Linked DNA regions of Homo sapiens: region 1 is linked to region 2. The links are chromatin loops, found by intact Hi-C in ENCODE. Cell type or tissue: IMR-90. All regions are shown on one strand. Each heading gives the region's core, and the rest is flanking DNA. Links, peaks and the distances in the headings are about the cores only.

Region 1 (10,881 bases), core at 1,810-9,809, 100 kb before region 2:
TATCTTGATCTTTCACAGCAAACTTCCAGTCTCTGTGTGCTGTTTTACATATTAAAGGAGGAAATGTCAGGAATGATATATTTGAAGCACAGTTTCATGACCTGATGTAACAAAAAGTATGATTGATTCCAAAATGCATTACAACATTGTTTTATATAATCATAGTGGTGGTAAATTTAGATTCTAAAATTTGATGTTTGACCAAATACCAATATTTTCTCAAGTTTCCTCCCTCTTAGAATTTTGAGGCTTAACTTCTGGATGCTTAGAAATTAATTAATTAATTTAATTCTGCTTAGAAAGAGAATTTCACATTTGAAACTACCCAAGATTATAGAAATTACATAGTGAGGGCTTATTATGAATCAGGCACTGTTCTAACCTTTAAAATAATTGTGAATTTTGTAACCAGCAACCAAGGAATTAATTGCCCTTTGAAATCAACAACTGTGGCTGTGATTCTTGGTCCCCCATAGAATCCCAGTGTGGAGTGAGGCCATCAGTTTTATCTTCTGCTTGGAAAACCATTTATAGATTGCCACAGTTATCACCAGAGTTCCTTCCAGTAATTTAGTTACTATATTGGTAATGAATGAAAGCATCAAACAATTGTTTAGAATTAAATATAAGCTCCTTACAATGTGGGGCATCAGACTATCAAGGCAGCTATTTTTAAGTCCGACTTCGGAGCAAAATCCAGTTCATGCATACAGATATTTTATCATTTTTACTTCAAGCTCAGTAAAGCCGTTTTTCAACAAGCTCTCTCAGGTAGAGTTTTCAGTATAACTTGAATAATTGAGCTAATTGTTCTCTCTGCAAATCTCCAGATTGTAAAATTCTTGTTTACTTTTCTTTTATCCCCAGCTCTCAACACTACTCAGATACTCTAACTGTCTTGGGATATTTTCATTGGTTTCAAAATGTTTGATTCATATTCGACTTTTTCTTGCTAATTAAAATTTGGGCACAAAGATTTCTAAGGACTGAATTGTGTCCCCTCCCCCAAATCCATATGTTCAAGCTCTAACCTCTAATGTATTTTGAGATAAGACCTTCAGGGAGGCAACTAAGGTTAAATGAGCTCATAAAGGCGGGGTCCTCAGCCAGCAGTACTGGTGTCCTTGTAAGAACAGGAACAGATACCAGATCTCACTCTTTCTCTCTCCATATGTACAGAGAAAATCTATGTGAGAACGTAGTGAGAAGGTGGCCATCTGGAAGCCAGGAAGAGAGGCTTCACCAGAAACCAGCCAGGATGGCACCCTGATCTTGGACTTCTAGCCTCCATAGCTGTGAAAACATAAATTTCTGTTGTTTAAGCCACCAGCCTGTGGTATTCTGTTAGGGAAACTCTACCAGGCTCTACCAGGGAAAGTGGGTTTGAAAATGCAACCTTCTGAAAAACCTAGGCATATTTGGATTTGCATCTATTTGCATCTGGATTTGCATCAAACAGGGAAACCTCTGTATGAAGATGCAAAGTCCTTGGTAAAATAAATTTTCATAAGAGAAGAGAGAATCAAGGCATATGAATTTGGTGAAAGAATTCTTAAAAGTTCAGGACTGTCCATAACTTTATTTGTAAAAATGAGAGGTTGACCTCTACAATTACTGAAAACCCCTTCTAGGTCTAAACCAAATTCCTCGAATTATCTCAGATGCAGACAAGAGACTGATGATTGTTTAAGTGAACTCTGCAAACTCCAATATCCCTCCATTATTGAAGCTCTAGTTTCCCGGAAGCCCAGGGAATAAGTTACCACATGATGTGGACAAATAAGAGTTCTCTTTCCTACATGCCCTAGAGGGTGAGTTGTCAAGCTTGACTGCCCACCCAGATACTGAGGTAGGAGGTGGGGCTCAGACACTGGACCAAATGGAGGACTAGCTAAAACAGGTCCAGGGAAGAAGCACCTCCCCCTAAGACAGGCCCACCAGTGTACCATGTCAGCTTACCATTGCTACAGCAACACCTGGAAGTTAGCACCGCTTTCCACCACAATGACCTGAAACCTCAGAAGTTACGACGCTCATCCTAGAAATTCCTTTATAAACTTCCCCTTTATTTGCACGTAATTAAAAGTGAGTATAAATATGACTGCAGAACTGCCTCTTGGCTGCTATTCTGGGCACACTGCCTACGGGGTAGCCCTGCTCCACAAGGAGAAGTACCTCTGCTGCTGCTTCAATAAAAGTTGCTGTCTCACACCACTGGCTTGTCCTTGAATTCTTTCCTAGATGAAGCCAAGAACCCTCCCTGGCTGAGCCCCAATTTTGGGGCTTGCCTGTCCTTCATCAATATGATAGGGACAACTGAGCTTGTAAATTTCTCACACAAAGAGCAAGCCAGTCATATGTCTTGTTAGAAAAAAAAAATCACAACCAAATTCTCAGGTGATCCAAAATTTCATGTAAAAACATCTGCTTTAAATCTAGAAATTAGGAAATTATTAGTTTCTTCATGCTCTCTCAAAAGCAATACACCATTGTATGAATAATCATAGATGATGTGGCATTAGAGTGTCCATGTGCACAAGTAAAGAATGAAGTTATTTCATGCCAAATACCTTTCACTGTTTTATTTCAGACTTTTACCACTGAAATTTTCAAACAACCATCACGGTATTTATCTCATTTACTTAATAAATACCACAATCCAATTCAAATACTGCTGAAGAGATAATATAATTTTGTCTTTACCATTCTTGTTCACAAATTGCAGAAATTTCTCTGTGCATTTCAAGACGTGACCACACCTTCCCTATCCCTGTCCCAACAGGTCATGAGACCCCCCTCATGTTTTCTTAAAATTTTAGTGTTCCTGCTTTTTCTCTTTTGTTTTCCTTTCTCACCCTTCCTTATTTTGTTCCATATTTTTCCTTCCTACTTTCTCCTTTTCTTCATTTCCTTTCTTCCTTCGTTTTTCCCTCCCTTTTGTTAGCAAGTCCAAGTGCTTGTCTGTGGCCCTTTACTTACTGCGTGCTCTATGAGGAGAATGAGCTTCAAAGGTATCATCACAATTAAGAAGTGCAGTATTAAAATGGGTATCATTCTGTCAATCCAAAGCCTGGGAAAGAAAGGAAGGAAGCTGAGAATGTTTGAACTTAAGATTCCAAAATCTTATCTGATTCCTGGTATTGTTTTTCCTGTGATAGCTATTATTGAGCAGCAGTTGCCAAAAATATTGTGGAGTGGAAACATTAGAGTATGAGTGTAAAGAAAGAAATAATAAAGGGTTAAATCATATTGTTTAAGATGAGAAGGTGATATAGAAAAAAAAAAACTAGTGCTTTGAAAAAAACCTGTATAGAAAGGAAATATGAAGTGTGAATAACAGGGAGAAGCCATTTGTTACATATTTAGGAAGGGCTCTGTGAAATCTGGATGGCGTGTGTTTAGCGACGTCACTAATATCAAAGAAAAGGAGTCCTTTTAAAATTGAATGGACAGAGTTACATTTTTTATAGGTGTAATCATATTTCCAATAAAGAAATTCAATGGACCAGGCATGGTAGCTCATGCCTGTAATCCCAGCACTTTGGGAACCCAAGGCTGGCGAATCACTTGAGGTCAGGACCACTCGAGACCAGCCTGGCCAACACGGTGAAACTTCATCTCTACTAAAAATACAAAAATCAGCTGGGCATGGTGACGAGTGCCTGTAATCCCAGCTACTCGGAGGCTGAGGCAGGAGACTCACTTGAACCCTGGAAGTGGAGGTTCAGTGAGCTGAGATCATACCACTGCACTACAGCCTTGGTGATAGAGTGAGATTCTGTCTTAAAAAAAAAATTACTGAACAGAGCTATATAAACTATATACATTTGAATATAAGAAAATGAATTTTCAAAAAGGCTAAGAGGATGCACAGCTGCCTTAAAATAATGAAAAAAATTCCACATGACTTTAATGGCACATTAAAAATATTGCTATAAAGTCCAATGGTGTTGAATATTCCTGAAAACTTTTTTCTCTTTTTAAAAGTATTCAGAAATTTTCTTTGTAAAATTAAGTATTTTGGTTTGAGACATTTTCAATTCTTTCTTAGCTGGAAATTCATTACTCAGTGAATTTTTAAAAAGTTTTTAACAGTGTTTCACCATCATTTCTATCCAATCAAAACAGTTATTGCTGGTAGTGTGGACAGTCATCGTCATGTTTCATCAAGTCTGATATATAATCAGTCCTGGTGGGTGAGTCTATGGGTAGTATTCAACATTTTGACCTCTGTACTTACAATTATATAGATGTCAAATCCCAGAAACAAAGGTCCAATCCCTAATGAAATCCTATCATCAGAATGCCATATGGTAACAACATTAGAAATTGATTTTTGCTTCAAAGGCCTTGCCTGGACTGAATACAGTATATGTGCATCTGATTGAGCTTTGGAAGGCATGCACGAGAAGTCTTAATTTTTCCTTCCTTATGAAAGTTTCATGGTTTAATTTTTTTCAAGATGTTTGAAAATAAATTTTTCAAAGTCTTTATCCATATCACCTTTGATATGAAGAAATCAGGAAGAATGATGCTTTGAGCTATGGAAATGTGTTAGGATTTAAGAAGTAGAATTAGAATTATAGTATAAGGCTGATATGTTTTTCATTTATAATTTTTTTACATGCAACATTTTTAAAAGATAAATATTTCCTCTTAATGGGGTCAGTAATCTCAAGAATGCTGTGTCCCTGGAGTTCTTAAAATGTTCTGGTTTTGCTTTCCCCTTGTACATAGTTTAGAACAAACTTTGTAACTTCAGAGCCAGGATTTCATACACAATTTTAATCCAACTCTTTCCTTCACAGATTAACATGCTGAGACTCGGGAGGTGGTGATTTGCCTAGGGACACAGAAAAGTAAGGATTAAAAACTTAGTTTAGGATTCCCAATCCAGAGCTCCTTCTATTACAGTATGCTTCTTTAGACAACGAGTTGTTAGTTATGTAATGAAAAGAACATATGAAACTGGCTCACACTTCCATAAGCTAGCAGATAGTTATTCCCCACTTTAAAAATATCCATATAGGGCAGGGCGCGGTGGCTCACACCTGTAATCCCAGCACTTTGGGAGGCCGAGGTGGGCGGATCATGAGGTCAGGAGATCGAGACCATCCTGGCTAACACGGTGAAACCCCGTCTCCACTAAAAATACAAAAAATTAGCCGGGCATGGTGGCAGGCACCTGTAGTCCCAGGTACTTGGGAGGCTGAGGCAGGAGAATGGCGTGAACCTGGGAGGCAGAGCTTGCAGTGAGCCGAGATCGCACCACTGTACTCCAGCCTGGGCTACAGAGCGAGACTCCTTCTTAAAAAAAAAAAAAAAATCCATATATACCAATAATTCAAACATACGAACAGATAAATTAGTAATTCTTTCATAATTAATTACTTTATGACACGATATGTGTCACTGACTTCCTTAAATTGTTGTTTGGGTGTACGATAGACACTTTTATTTGGATTTATTCAGGACTTTCTAGAATTCATCTAGAAAAAATCAGACACATTCCTGCTCTTTCTTCTGTAGCAGAGTGAAATACTATTTTTATGCTATTCTCATTTTTAATTTAAAAGGTAAAGTCCCTAAAAAATATCCTTTGGAAAACCTGCTAATGAAAGCTCAGATCTTGGGGACAGCATAGCAATGTAGAAGAGTGTGGGCCGAGAGACCTGTGTATTCTCTTAGCCCCAGCACTTCCTAGACAGATAAACATGGGAGCTTCAGTATGTAGGTAAGGAGTTTCATAAGCTTTGCCGTATTCATACAGCAAATGTATGAAACAATTGCTGTAATATGAACTCTCTCACCTGTTGTGTCTGTTTCTTCTCTCTCATCCACTGAGTAAAATTCCTTCATAAGCGGGGTATCCCTTGAGAAAGCCTAGTGCCTAGAGATAAGTTCATGACCCTTTCTCTTTTCTTTAAAGTGCATTCTAGGTACGTCAGTGAATTCAGTCTTATATTTGCCACTCAAACTTGTTTTGAGTGGTGTGAATACAAAGAACAAAGGTTATTTTTAGAAATTCTAATAATGGAATCTGTTTCAGCCAAGCAGTTAGTAAATGTCAAAAGCTTTCCCCCAAAAAATCTGGACGCTAACTCTTACACAACTGCTCACCAAAACAATTTTTCCTTGAGTCTTTTAAAAGGAGTATGTGCTATTAGGTTTCTGGACATAAAATTCTGTTTATAAACTTTCTAAGATTTGGAATATACTAACTGCTTTAAGATAATAACTGCTGCGAGCTTCCAGAGTTTTCTTAACTTTATCACTTAGGTTGACTGAATTGGCATCTCAGGACTTTCCTGCAAAGTTTATGAACATTCTCACTGTAGTTTTTAGCTTTTTTGCTGCATCATATTTGTTAATCTAATTAATTGTTTAGCTTTATCTTTAGTCCATTTTCTTCACTGGCTACACAACATCTCACTCATTATAATGTGTTGAAGAGGGATTTTTATGGTCCACATAAAATTGTTTGCAAGTATCTTCGGCAATATATTATCTTTGTTTACGATACTCTCACTTTTGGTCAAAATTATTACATCTCCAGGGACAAGATTAAATAGTTTTTCTGGCATGATTCAGGCTTTAGTTTTTGATTTCGTGTTTTCATTCTTTGGTTTACCCCAAAAAACTAATGTTTAGCACACGGTTTAGTTTGTTTTCAAACCTGATAACGTATGACAGTCATTGTATCAGGTTCTACTATTCTTTACATGGCCTCAGGGTGCTTACTGAAACTTAGAATATATTTTACTCCTAATTTAGCTTAAAAATTAATGAATATATCAAATGTAAAAATGATTGGCCAGATCAACAGTAACAGATTATGTAATGTTTATTTATATTCCTTTTGGCTCAAATAAGATGAAAAAATGAATCTTAGCTGAATTTCAAAGATGATGAGCATTTTATACACTAGGGATTGTGATTCCCTATAAGATGAAAAGAGGTTATTTTGATCTCAATTTTCGTTTTGTAATCACCCATTGTCAAATTTACTTTTCAAAGTTTTTTTTTTTAACTATTCTTAAGTTTGAAAACTTTCTAGACCTTAGCCAGTATGTAGAATGCCCAATGCATATGTTGACTGCTGACAAGCTTCAGAGCCATTGTTACTAAAAAATAGAAAAATAGTCTATAATTCGTAAATGAGAGTGTTTTGGAAGACTGCTTTCCTTTTCCAGGACATAAACAACTTTACTTCATGAACTAGATGATAATGCTGTACAGAGCACACAGCTGGAATTCAGTAACCATTGCACTAAAACCATTTTTTAAAGTTAGTATTGAAAACAGGATATTTTCAGGGCACTGACTTCCTAATTAAACAGTTTGAAAGAAAACATTATTTTGTAGCAAAATATATAGATACTGATATTTTGTATCATACTGATTTGTCACCTATACCAGTTAAAAATGTTTTAGTGGGCTTCTGTAGTCCCAGCTACTCGAGAGGCTGAGGCGGGACAATGGCTTGAACCCAGAAGGCAGAGCTTGCAGTGAGCCGAGATCGCACCACTGCACTCCAGCCTGGGCAACAGAGCGAGATTCCGTTTCAAAAAAACAAAAATGTTTTAGTTAAATTAATGTGCTACCTTTACATGCTTATGAGGAATATTTTCTCTTTTCAGGACTAATTATTTTTATACAGTAGTTATGATGTACCAGTATATAATTCTCTGTCAACGAACAAACCACTTATTTGGTTTTATTTATGCAGGCAAAATCTTTGTTTTAGTAAAAGGTATTTTAGGCTGGGCACGGTGGTTCATGCCTGTAATCCCAGCACTTTGAGGCCGACGTCTGTGGATCACTTGAGGTCAGGAGTTCGTGATCAGACTGGCCAACATGGTGAAACCCCATCTGCACTAAAAATACAAAAATTAGCCAGGTGTGCCGGCACGTGCCTATAATCCCAGCTACTCAGGAGGCTGAGGCAGGAGAATCACTTGAATCCGGGAGGCAGAGGTTAGGGGCAGTGAGCTGAGATCACGCCACTGCACTCCAGCCTGGGCAACAGAGCAACACTATCTGAAGAAAAAAAAAAAAAAAGATAAAGGTATTTTAGTGTAATGCCTTTTTGAAAATGAAACAAGCACTTCAATTGTGTGGCTGAAATGTTTCCTTTTAAACATGCATGAGTATTTAAATATTATTTTTAGTTTTTTTTTAAAATGTATTGGATAGGAGCACTTCCACTCACAAAAAGTATTTTAGCTGGCCAGAAAAAGTCAAATATTTGGAAAAGATTATTTTTGAGAAAATATTTAAAGCCATTTTAATATATACTGCAGGATTTTCTACCAACGTAAGATTCTGAATGTTCTCAGAGCACTGAATGACTTTTAATCACAATGCTAAGTAGTCTATCTTACAAGATGTTTCATATTGATTCACTTGGTCATAAATTCAAAAGTATCATGTACTAAAATGTTTATAATCATTAAACATATAAGAGATGAAGCAATAGCATTCTGTTGTCCTCTGACACTCTCTTTCACAGGATCATACTTTTTATCATAGTAATACATATGTGACATCTGGTTAGAGAACAAAAAAGGGCAGAGAAAGATCAGTGTCTTCATGATAGTAGTTTTCGTTCATCATGTAAGATGATAATGGACTGAACTTAGCAGCTTATAATACAATTTTCATTTTATTTTAAACATATTTTGCATGATATAAAAATATTGATCACAGTGAGTTTTACCAATTGTTGTTGCTATAAAAATGAATGCAGAAACAATATTTTTAGTGGAAATAAATTATATAGTCATTCTTTTAAAGAAATCACAAGAGGAAAATCTTGGCTGTTTGGTCATTGGCAGAAAACCAGTCTTTACAAGAGGCCTTTTGCAGATGAGCTCCAGTCCATTTCTGTAAAGTTATCCACATGGTTCAGGAAAGACAGACTTTTGTCTTTGTTAGCATGGACCCACAAGGGTCTCTCTGTTCACAGACAGTTCTACTGTGGCAACACAGTTTTCCATAATAGAAAATCGATGAACTGGAAAACAGTACAATCTTAGCTCATTTGTGGTCTTTTCCAATATGAAGGGACACAACGACACACTTCTTCACTATATGAAAATCCTGGCTCACAAGCCTTCTGGCGGTTCGTACATGGCCGTCTGTAACAGCTAGGAGAACAAACAAGAACACACTTACGTTAAAGATCAAGGCAATGGATTCATCATGCTACCAAGGTATTTCTGTGTTTTTAAATTTCAGACTGGAATAAAATTACTAATTTTATGACGAAATTGTTCATAGGTTTAAAAAAGTTTGTTTCTGCTTAGAATTACAACATTTAAGAGGAATGGAAAAGCCTTAAAATAAAAGTCTTGCTTGCTGATATAACAAATGGAAGGATGAGGTATTGTAAGCATTAGTTCCTTTGAAGTGCTCTTTGCTTCATGGGTGAAAGAAACATAAAACAGAAATTCTGAAAGTGAACACTGAAGGTCTGCTGACTTACTGTGATCACATAAGCATGGCAGAATTCACATGAGTCTGGGACTTGTATGGGACCCAGACTTCCAGGCAATTAAACCCAGCCATGTTGGCAGAACTGTGGTCCTCAGTGAGCAGCCCCACCCTCACTCTTGTGTCTCTACTTGGCAGCTGGCTGCATGACGGTGACTAACTCTTCCTTTCCACCTTGGCTCCAGGTGAAACAGAGGCATTCTGGGGCAGGGAGGTGAGAAGGACAATACTCAGCAGCGAGGGTCCCCTTCCTCCCATCCTAGACTTCCAGTTTCCAGTAGCGGTGAGAGGACAAATTATCAATTGGTCAGTGTGTCTCCTGCCCTGTTGCTCCAGTGAATTGAGGCTTCATTTTTTGAGACAGAGTCTTGTTCTGTCGCCCAGGCTGGAGCGCAGTGGGGCAATCTCAGCTTACTGCAACCTCCGCCTCCTGGGCTCAAGCCATTCTTGTGTCTCAGCCTCCCGAGTAGCTGGGATTACAGGTATGTGTGGCCACGCCTGGCTAAGTTTCTGTATTTTTCATAGAGCCAGGGTTTTGCCATGTTGGCTGGGCTGGTCTTGAACTCCTGGCCTCAAGTGATCTGCCCGCCTTGGCCTTCCAAAGTGCTAGGATTACAGGTGTGAGCCACCACGCCTGGTGAGAATTGGAGCTATCTTTTAAAAACATTTTGGAGTATGAGCATGCCTAATGTGTGGGAATAGGTGTAAAGGGAAAAGTGCAAGATGACCTGAGGTGGAAATCAAAAGTGTGCTATAAAAAACCCTACACAATTTGGTTTTGACATTTCATTTATTTGGCTCTAGAAAAGAAAGCATGTCTAGTTAATTTTTCTTAAACTTTGCAAATGCAAATTCATAGTTATGACTACTGGTATTCCTCTACTAAAAAGGGATATGATACTTAATGATCCATAAAAGCTGTTAATTAAGGCAATGAACCAAAGAATATATACTCTGCCTACTGCACTTTGTAATAGATATTAAGAGAGAATGAGGAGAATATATATTTTCAAAATATGATATTTTCTCTTTTGCTCCAATTTATATCACAAAGCTTGGAATTATACACTTAGAAAAATGAATCTAGGATGAGTTGCAGTAAACAGAGTCTTTTTGAAAGAATGTATAGTATTAGGAGAAATGCAATGATAGAAATATTGTCTGTGTTCATATAATTCTGTAGAAAAGTAGGTATGCAGACATAAGAATTTCAGATTTTTCAATGTATACTAAATTCACTCAATAAGAATTCAATATAAAACATAGTTTAATAAGGCTTAAAAAGATTTAGTATCTATATCCTTCTGAAAATAGTAGCATATACATTTTTGAAATGTCCTCTTGGTTATTACAGTAGGAATATATAGGTAAAATTGGAATATAGTT
Region 2 (10,881 bases), core at 1,851-9,850:
TGGAGTGGAGGATGATAAATCCACTGCTCCAAGTAGAAGCAAGTAACCTGCAGACAGAGGGCTTGTCAAGTATAAAACCTTTAATCATTTCAGATATACTACGGATTGGCCTATGGGCTCCAGCTCTAGAATTTTACAACTGAGAAAAAAAAAGTAATGAAAGAGAAATATGTTGTGTTCATAAATAAACTATTAGAATAAATAATTTAAACAAGATTATATTTCTTATTTATCATTTGATGTTGATTTTTTAACCCAAAACCTTAACTTGAAACTCTTAATCAGTATAAAAGAGCTTGAGTATATTTAAAATTGTGTTGGACAGCCTGTTTCTTAGGATAACTCTATATGTCAGCCAATCACATTTTTTGAATCACCTCTAAACATTCCATTGACTTTTGTAATTGCAGTTAAAACAGTTCATGTGACATATGCAAGCAGTTGTTGACAGATGAGAAGATAAGCTTATAGGCCATGTATTGTATTTCCAGCTGTTTTAAATTTAAATTAACATTCTTTCGTAATTTCTAATTTTGATGATTATGATGACAAATTCAGGCTTGCAAAAGCCTAGACTCAAACTAGATTTTTGAATAGTTCAAGTGTTTAATTACTTATTAATCTGAATGAAGTACGTAATATATTTTCTTGTTTGCATTTGTTTTTACTATCAGTTCTGAGACTTCTCATCCAAGTTTGTCCTCTCTCAGTTCTTTCTAGTTACCATTTCCCAAACAATCAGAGATGGTCAAGGGTCATTCCCACGCTATTAACACTTTTAAAAGCTAGAAGAAACAAAGGTATAGGCTTACCAAAAAAAAAAGAACCTTTATTTATTTGAAATGTGGCAATTGAATAAAGCTTCTTAAAGTATGTACAAAATATAAACACATAACATTTTAAAGGAATCTATCAGCCAAGCAAAGAATGTTAGGTTATAAACACACAAATTATCTTAACCCTAAGGGTCAATAAATTAAGATCATGATAGTACAACTTTGGAAAGTTACTCCATAATCGAGGCAACATATTAATTATTAAAATCTTGCTTTACATAAGTCTGAAAGTGTTATTTTGAGAAACAAAGGTAAAGTTTTAAAATTATAAAACATTTTCTGATTTCCATGGAAGGAAATAAGGGAACAAGAAGAAAAGCAGTGCCTTAGCAAAAAAAAGCAAAAGTTTTCCCATAAATCCCTGCTAGATTTTCTCTTATGAGCAAGAACTATTCGAGGGCAACATTAGCTGCAAAGGACGCTGGGAAGTGAGTTGAATTTTTTTCTTCGTTTTTTAAACTGGGTACATGTGACCTCAAACACAATTTGGTCAAAACTACATTTAAAACCTCCAATTAACACTTTGAATTACACTAAAATAAAAAGGAGCCAATGAAGAGAGGCACAATACAAAACATATGATCAAGTTCACAATGAGTAGAAGCAGCACAACTGTGCCCTATATTTCACAGGTGTGGCCAAGGCCACCTACAGAAGAGTCGTACAAGAGAACCAAAGCCAAAGAGAGAGAAGAATATGGGTCAGAAAAGAATCATCACATCCTGATACTGACACACAGTGGACCAAGCCCTAGCTTAACAACTGTCCTTTATTCAATAAAATATGGTGCAACGGCCAAAGATTTATGGCAAAAATAGAAAATTGTTAACATTCATAAAGTTTTAGGTGTGTTTTATTTTGCTTGGCTTTGGTTTTTTGTATCTATCAAAATGAACAACTTAGACATGCTAAAAGTTTTATCATAGTATCAATATTTATAGTTATTCCATTATTTATCTTTAATATTTTAAATTATAAATAGCACAGTAAGTGTTGTATTGTTCTAATATCTCCTGCTTTAATATTTATTACACAGCATAACTGGACGGGAGATGTTTTAACTTCACTGAACATTAAAAACTACTGGCCGGGTGCGGTAGCTCACGCCTGTAATCCCAGCACTTTGGGAGGCCGAGGTGGGTGGATCACAAGGTCAGGAGATCCAGACCATCCTGGCTAACATGGTGAAACCCCATCTCTACTAAAAAAAAATACAAAAAATTAGCCGGGCGTGGTGGCGGGCGCCTGTAGTCCCAGCTACTCAGGAGGCTGAGGCAGGACAATGGCTTGAACCCAGGAGGCGGAGCTTGCAGTGAGCCGAGATCGCACCACTGCACTCCAGCCTGGCCGAGACAGCGAGACTCCGTCTCAAACAAACAAACAAAAAACTACTGCATGGGCTTTGAAATAGCTATGTAACTAATTGTTATTTTTTGCTTCAGTCTAAGTTCTTGTCTATATTCATATACCATAACAAATGAGTCACTATTGTCTATATAAAACTTTTAAATACCTAAAACACTTTACATCTTGGAATCTTATAGAATTGGAATTTTACTGAATCTTATAGAACTGTTTTCCTCAGATTTTATATAATACCTAAATACTGGCTTATAGGCAATAACTAGCTAAATAATAAACAAATATTATGAAGTGACATATAGACATATAAAAGCAATTCTTGTTATATATAGGCCAGGCTCCGTGGCTCACACCTGTAATCCCAGCACTTTGGGAGGCCGAGGCAGGCGGATCACAAGGTCAGGAGATCGAGACCATCCTGGTTAACATTGAAACCCTGTCTCTATTAAAAATACAAAAACTTAGCTGGGCATGGTGGTGGGCACCCGTAGTCCCTGCTACTCGGGAGGCTGGGGCAGGAGAATGGCATGAACCCAGGAGGTGGAGCTTGCAGTGAGCCAAGATTGTGCCACTGCACTCCAGCCTGGGCGACAGAGCAAGACTTTGTCTCAAAAAAAAAAAAAAAAAAAAAAAAAAAAAAAGCTATTCTTGTTATATGTAGAGGATCTATTTTATAGTCAAAATGTGCCTAAATATATGGTTCTTCAGCTTATTTTACAGCTTATTTTACTTGAAGGTATAACCACATTCTAAAATAATCTTTCAAATACAACAACTTGGTATCTTTTCTGTTTATAGTTCAAAATGAATTTTTTTCCCCACAATTATGATCACTGAGATGCTGAACTTGAATCAGAGTAAAGCATAAATAGGAAAAAACAACTACAAAACAGAGGACAATACGACTTCACTTGCTGATGGTCTAGCTGTGGCAAATGCAGTTTCCTCACAATAGACATACTTGCTGGCAAGCTCTGATGACTAAACTGTGCTGGAAGTTACACAGAATTTCGATTGCTATTTGCTCACAATTATAATTGGGAGCAAGAAAGACAATGCCAAAAGGAAATAAAACACATATTTAGGAAAAAAAAAACAAGTAAATAGGAGCTTTTTCTAGTAAAGAATGCTAGTAGAGGGCAAGTTGTTCCTTAGGATGCCCCCCGCCACCAACAAAAAGTCTTCAACAGCCAGCCAGAGGCCAGAAATCCCAAATTATTTAACGCTACTACATATATTATAATCAAATGTTGGATCAAGTAGGAATAACCCAATTAAATAATTTTAGCTAAATCATCTAACTCTGATGGCAAGTTATTTTGTTGAACAACTAAAGATTTATAAGGGCTATTGTAAATAATATTTACCTCTCAATTACCACATTCCCAGAATAGAAGTCATGCTTTGATGACTAAACATGGCCCGGCGTCAACCCCTGCTGCAAGACATTTGCTCTGATCTAAACACCCCCTAGTTTGCATGTACAGGGACAAAACCTTCTCAATTTTCTAAGAATATTTCTTTCTGTCCTCATAAACTCGAGATATTCCCCCTAAAAAAATGCTGATTTCAAAATTTAGCAATGGAATAAATCAGTTTGACAAAATTTTAACAAAATTTTACATGTTGCCAAAGACTGGCCACCTTCTGCCCCCACCACCAATCAATCAATCATCACAGAACAGGAAAAAATGTCTAATTCTTCAGATTAAGTGCACACGCCATATGCTAGAATGTATAGTGCTGTATTTATGAATATAGTCTATGTACTAAGTTTTTCAAGCCATAAAACTAGCTAATATTACATTAAAATCAAAGCTATCCTAATATAATAACATCATGTATAAATCAAAATAGTGGGAAGATGTACAATTAGAGATGAAAAGACAACAGAGCTGATAGAACCTGATTTTCCAAAAGAATTTAAATTTAAATTTAAGAAAATCTAGTCCCAATATATAGTATTTTTTATAGGATGATATTTATATAAGTAATACAAGGTGGTATAAACAATGAATAATTCCTCACTGTGATGGACATAGTTATTTTGTCATTAGTAAAAGTAGTTTGAAGTAAGAAGTTATTGGAAGAAGTTTTTTTCTGGAAGAAGTTTAAAATGTTTTAATTGCAAAATAGTATACTGGAGTAAAAGAATAAAAGGAAAGAAAAGAATGTGTAATTTATAAAGAAGATTTGCATAACACGTGTCTAAAATTTTGGTTTAAAAAAGAGTACTACTCTTTCTGTGAGCACCCAGGGGCACATCATCAAGTGGGGTGAAACACTTTCCTCTGGAGTGAAACATTAACCTCTAAGTTACAATCACTTTTAACCTCCTGAGGAGACCATGCTCCTGGAATGACTGCACATTTTCCTATTGCACATAGGAAGGGAACTGCTAATGTCAGTGCGAAAGCAAAGCCCCCAGATAGGAAAAAAAAAAAGATAAAAGGCTCCCTATCGATTTAATTAACTCAAATGTTAATACGTTAGGCTTAGAAAACCAGAAACTGTTCTGGACAAGAATGAACTTAAACATGGACAGAAAACAATGTGCGAATGTACCACCAGTGAAATCATGTGTCTTCAGAACTTTGTGTGCTATTAAGTTGGAGTGAAACCCACAGTAACATGTATTAAAGCCCATGTTTAAGACATCTTGGTCATATTTTATTAAAGAACGACAGCTCTTAAACATGTACATCTTTAACTGGAACTTGTTGCAGTTCTTAGTAATGGCAACTGATTGCTTGGCATTTTACAGGGGTATCTATTAAAACTCTTTTCTAGGCCAGGTGTGGTGGCTCACGCCTGTAATCCCAACACTTTGGGAGGCAGAGGCGGGCAGGTCACCTGAGGTCAGGTGTTCAAGACCAGCCTGGCCAACAGGGTGAAACCCAGTCTCTACTAAATAATACAAAAATTAGCCTGGCATGGTGGTGCGTGCCTGTAATCCCAGCTACTCAGAAGGCTGAAGCAGGGAGAATTGCTTGAACCCGGGAGGCGGAGGTTGCAGTGAGCCGAGATTACCCCACTGCACTCCAGCCTGGGCGACAGAGCGAGACTCCATCTCAAAAAAAAAAAAAAAAAACTCCTTCTAACCCATTCACTAAGCACTAAGCACGCATTTAATACCCATGTGTAATACACAGTGCACCAAGGACAGCATGGAGTTCATCTCGACATCACAGATTTAATTTTAGCTGTACATATATTAATTTATATCATTTCAATGATTGAATGGAAAATGAAATTATATCTATACAGTTATATTAAATTTAAATCAGGCATATGTGTCCTCCTCCTTCCCAACACATTGCAGATATTTAACAGGGGTGTAATAAAGTTAAACTCAACATCAAGGATACATTTAATTAGGAAAATAGCACAGAAAAGCAAAATTTGAATTTCAGGTGTTTTGCACTAGAGGAAGCCCGAGCGTCAGTCTTCTACGTGTGTCGTGTTAACATGACTTGAGGCTGTCACACTAGCACTGCTCCTAGTTTTAGACAGATAGAAGAATAAATGTCAAATCAACATGGCACAAAAAATCACCAATTTTAAATATTTTCAATCTTTAATTTACTAAGTTATGTGTCACTGTGTGCTATATTATAGTAATAAAATAACTACACTGTGCTCTCATGGACATGAGCACAAAGGTACATTTTTCTAAAGTAAAACAGAATTGGTCTCTAACAGAGCAGGCTTCACTGCTACCAATATTAAAGGAAAAAAAATATTGCATTAAAATTTATGACATCATTATTTGCTTTAATGTGTATCTGAAGCAGCTTCAAATTACCCAATTGTTAAGTGTGATGGTCATGACTCATGAATAATTTTGGCCTTAATAAAATTCTAATTTGGCATGGACAGACACCAAAATTAAAAGAGAGATCTAGGACTCAGAGAGAACAAACAATGAATCACTATTATGTTAAAACTAAAATTTGGCTCTGAGACAAAGGGATCAGTTTGTTTTTTAGGGAAGTCATAAATGTCATGACCTGTAAGCAAACATGAATCTCAGTAAGTGTTCTCTTTTTTCAAAACATAAACTTGGAAGAGGACTTTTAAAAGGATAAAGTAACTAAATACACAAAACAGACACAAACAAAAAGAAAGAATTAAAAATATTCCATGTAGGCAATGATATTATAGTAAATTAAATCACAGTGATTTAAAATAGCCTCGCATCTGGTATCTGATATCAACTAGCTACTTCCAAGAAATTTGGAGTGAGTGGAAATAACAATCCCTTTTACAGGTTATAGGAATTCAATCACAGGATTCATGGCAGCTGTGTGGTCACTTCAGTTAAAACAGAGTAGTCAAGACCATTTTCTTTAACATTTCAGTCTGATTTGCCAAATTCATCCACTCTTGGGGCAGGGAGGGACCTGGAGGGGCTCATTTAATTGTAAACAAAGACAAGGGAAGGTGAACTGTTTTCACTATTGTTCACCAAGTGAACTATTTGGTAAAATCATTACCCACACATCCTTTTAGGTAAGGTGATTATGTTTGTCATTTCAGTAAAAGGGCGTTAAACTTTGAACACTGCTTGCCTGAAGCAGATTAAGTAGTCGGCTTCCCATACCCTATTCAATTACCACAAGGGAGAAAGTGCTGCCTGTCTCAGAGTGGCACTCACTCACACGCATGACTCTTCCTCAACTACCGCAGTGCCAAGGTCTGATTATTTTCACAAATGTTTCATCCTTTTCCAATATTTTAACAAGTTGGAACCAAAAGTATTATCAAGTTCAAGACTGTTTCTTCTACATAAAAAGAATATTAAATAAGCAGTTATTTGAATCCTGTTTCTAACAATAAAAATGTAAGCAAAGCACTTGTAAGAGAAAAAGAAATTAGGCTGGAACAGCGGCTCATGCCTGTAATCCCAGCACTTTGGGAGGCCAAGGCAGATCACTTGAGCCCAGGAGTTTGAGAGCAGCCTGGGCAACTTAGTGAGACCTCATTTCTACAAAAAATTTTAAAAAATAGCTGGGTGGGGTGGCACGTGCCTGTGATCCCAGCTACTTGGGAAGCTGAGGTAGGTGGATCACTTGAGTACAGGAGGCGGAGGCTGCAACGAGCCACGTTCATGCCACTGCACTGCAGCCTGGGAAATAGAGTGAGGCCTGTCTCAAATTAAAAAAAAAAAAAATTTTTAAATAAAAAAAAGTTGAGAGAAAAATAAATTAGTGTGACAATGAAAAATTACTATGAAGAAAATCACATTAAAATGTTAATTTGAATTCTATAATTGGGAAAACATAATAGCACTGAACTATAAAGCTTCATTTTATTATATGCTTACATACAATTCTAATTCTGAAATACAAATATTAATACGAAAATTGCTTTTAAAAAGATGATACAGTATCTCCATAGAGATGTGAATGAATAATATAGTATTATCTAATTTTTAATGTACTTACATACTACCTGAGGGTCTATTTAGTGTTTAGTGCTTTGTTCCAGTTCCAGTCAGAAAAAAAATTCTGTTTAAAAATGTGGTATCTGGTCAAAAGTTCTAAAATACTCCAACTAACATCTGCACTGGAATCCTAGGGAAGTGAATACTTTCTGGATGTTACTGAATCAAAAAAATATGCTGTCAGCTGTTCAAGAGCTGGGAAGTGTGTCCACCACTGATTTTTCCTCCCTTTTTCCTGTCTGCTCACGGGCCTCCAATGCCCCCAGCACTGTAGTCTTCAGCACAGGGTAACCACGCAAGTCACAGCACTGACTGGCAAATTGACAAAGAGAACCACCAAACAAAATCAACTATTTGGAATAAACTAGAGTACTCAAGCAAATCAGCTTACTCTCAGAGAAGGAAAGTATCTACTCCATAATTCATCCCAGTGTCCCAGTGTCCGCACATCTCAGACAGCACACGCTGTACTAGTTACCATTCTGGAAGAGGGTCCCTTAGGAACAGTGCAATCACATTTTCCTAAACAAATTCACACAAGTTTAACTCTGGCATATAGCATTCTCCCCTTAAGTTTTCTTTATATTTTCCTCAGTGAAATTGTTGATATTTTAGGTATTCTGTGATGATTTCATTGTAAATTTAGAATGCATATTTATTTTTTGTGGCAATAATATAGATGAGATATTTACACATCAAAGTAGCAACATTAGCATGTTTCATTAATAAACATTTAAACTTGAAAATGTATATGCTCTGAATATATTCAAGATGAGTTCATATTAAATTATATGGCATTATAAAAAGCTTATGTGTACCAAAATCCTTTACAGCCAAATGACCTAAGTATGAATGAAGCACATAAGGAGACAGCATCATCCCAGATTCTTTGGTTTGGTGTGGTCTATGGACACCTGTGCTGCCCTCCAGGAGAGGAACAAACCCCGGCACCCAGGGGAAGTGGGAACATATTATAGGCAGAACTACAGTATGTAGCCTCCAGACACTGAATGATTAAACACCCTGCATTTCCTTCACCTGTTTCAAAATCAAACATCAGTATTATATCCTCTTGCTATATTTTAGAAATTGGGAAAATTGTCAGTAATTTATAATTTTAAAAATTTAATAAATTAGTTGCAAGGTGCTGAAGAATCACAGTTATGTCATATGTCTAGGACATAGTACTTACATGCTATATTCTTTGTTTGTTTTCTGATCATGAAGACTATCTATTTAACACAAATTTACAGAAAGCTTACTATATGCCAATCATGGTTCCAAGGGCTTTATATGTATGCACATGCTGTTTTTTTTTTTTTTTTTTTGAAACAGAGTCTCACTCTGTTGCCCAGGCTGGAGTGCAGTGGGGTGATCTCAGCTCACTCACTGCAACCTCCGCCTCCTGGGCTCAAGCCATCTTCTCACCTCAGCCTCCAGAGTAGCTGTGAATACAGGCACGTGTCACCATGCCCAGTTAATTTTTCTATTTTTTGTAGAGATAGGGTTTTCCCCATGTTGCTCAGGCTGGTCTCAAACTCCTGGGTTCAAGTGATCTACCTGACTCAGACTCCCAAAGTGCTGGGATTACAGACGTGAGCCACCACACCTGGCCTATATACACATTCTTATCCTCAAAACAACCTGATTAAGCAGGCATTAATTATATTCTACATTTTGGAAGAGGACTTTTAAAAGGATAAAGTAACTAGGCTGGGCGTGGTGGTTCACACCTGTAATCCCAGCACTTTGGGAGGCCGAGGCGGGCAGATCACGAGGTCAGGAGATTGAGACCATTCTGGCTAACATGGTCAAACCCCGTCTCTACTAAAAAAATATAAAAAAAAAATTAGCTGGGTGTGGTGGTGGGCACCTGTAGTTCCAGCTACTCAGGAGGCTGAGGCAGGAGAATGGCGTGAACCTGGGAGGCGGAGCTTGCAGTGAGCTGAGATAGCACCACTGCATTCCATCCAGCCTGGGCTACAGAGCCAGAGTCTGTCTCAAAAAAAAAAAAAAAAAAAAAAAGATAAAGTAACTAAATACACAAAACAGACACAAAGAAAAAGAAAAAATTAAAAATTAAAAATTAGCATCTACTCATTGTGCTACAAAGAAGCAGAGAGAAACTAAGTAACTTGTCCAAGGTCACACAGGTACTAAGAGGCATCCTCAGGACATGAATACAGAAAGGCATGTCCATACCCTGTGCTCTTATCCACTGCACTGCATCTCTAAACAAGTTACGTCACTGACACAAGCAACAGTTATGTGACTGAAACAAGCAGAAATATTGGCAGTGAGTTCTTCCAGGCGCTATCACAGGCAGTGTAAACAGAGTGCATAGGTTCTGCAGTTAGCAAAATAGCTAGCTTTGATCCCAGCCTTTATCACTTATGACTGCATACTTTACTATTGCATAAAAGTAAGAGAAAATGGTAATTTAGGGATGAAGTTTTAGGTAAATTAAATTACAAAATAAATGTCTAAATAGAAACCTTTCAACTATAGAAGTCAAACCACATCTTTCTGGTCTACCCCAAAATATACATCTTTCCACCTGTCCAAATGAGGACAGGTTGAAGCCAAACTTCTTTAGAAGTGAGTCTTTTAAACTTGTAAGTATTACCTTTTACACAAAGTTGTGCATTTGAATATTTCCTCTTTCAGTATGTCCTTTCTCTAGTAGGTGGCATCTCTTGAGTTTGAGTAAATTATTCCACCATATTTAAAAAAACCTTTTATAAGAACAGCCAAAGTATTTATATTGTTTATTTGGTAGTTTACCCACCTCCTCACATCCCCACTCCCACCTTTCTGGTCTCATTTTTAGCAGATTTTAAAAAGCAGGAATTTCCAGGACACTTTAGGGTTCTCTCCTTCTCTTTTTTTTCAATTGCCCACTGACCTACAAATAAATGTGTGTGCAAATATAGAGATTCTAATCTTGTACACTTCTGATTGTCTAAATATTCTATTTCAATGAACTGTCTACAAATTCTTAACCATGCAAGAAAGAACACGTAAGTCACACTTGGCAGTCTGAAGAACTATTAAGCGGTGTATGCATGAATATGTGTGTGGGGGGTTCTGTGTATGTGTATCTAAGCATGACCACTGTTTACACTGCTTGCTTCGTTTGGAATGCAAACCATAATGGCAGAGATGTCTATTTCTATACTTTTGTAAATGTATCCAGATAGCACAATGATGGGTGCCTACAGTAAGTCAAAAGTAATC

The links. Peaks named below come from ENCODE experiments on the same cell type or tissue, not always from the same donor. Only the 100,000 strongest peaks of a DNase experiment are listed, where the experiment ranks them.
Region 1: a loop joins it to region 2, with 7 times the contacts of the local background. A loop is called at or near these places in 2 of 110 quality-filtered maps.

What each region holds. Positions count from the first base shown.
Region 1 is chr4:176,674,892-176,685,772 of GRCh38, forward strand. It overlaps VEGFC (vascular endothelial growth factor C), which reads right to left. Exons shown (of 7, transcript NM_005429.5): 7 at 8,647-9,149. The coding sequence ends at 9,035. All of the region lies in intron 2 of HAFML (HuR (ELAVL1) associated fibroblast migratory lncRNA), which reads left to right. Among named protein-coding and RNA genes, the nearest start is that of HAFML, 26 kb to the left of the region's middle. In IMR-90, for the core only: no CTCF peak of the experiment used is centred there; no DNase peak of the experiment used is centred there.
Region 2 is chr4:176,775,111-176,785,991 of GRCh38, forward strand. All of the region lies in intron 1 of VEGFC (vascular endothelial growth factor C), which reads right to left. Among named protein-coding and RNA genes, the nearest start is that of VEGFC, 12 kb to the right of the region's middle. In IMR-90, for the core only: no CTCF peak of the experiment used is centred there; DNase peaks (open chromatin) are centred at 3,161 and 3,621; H3K27ac peaks cover 3,130 bases.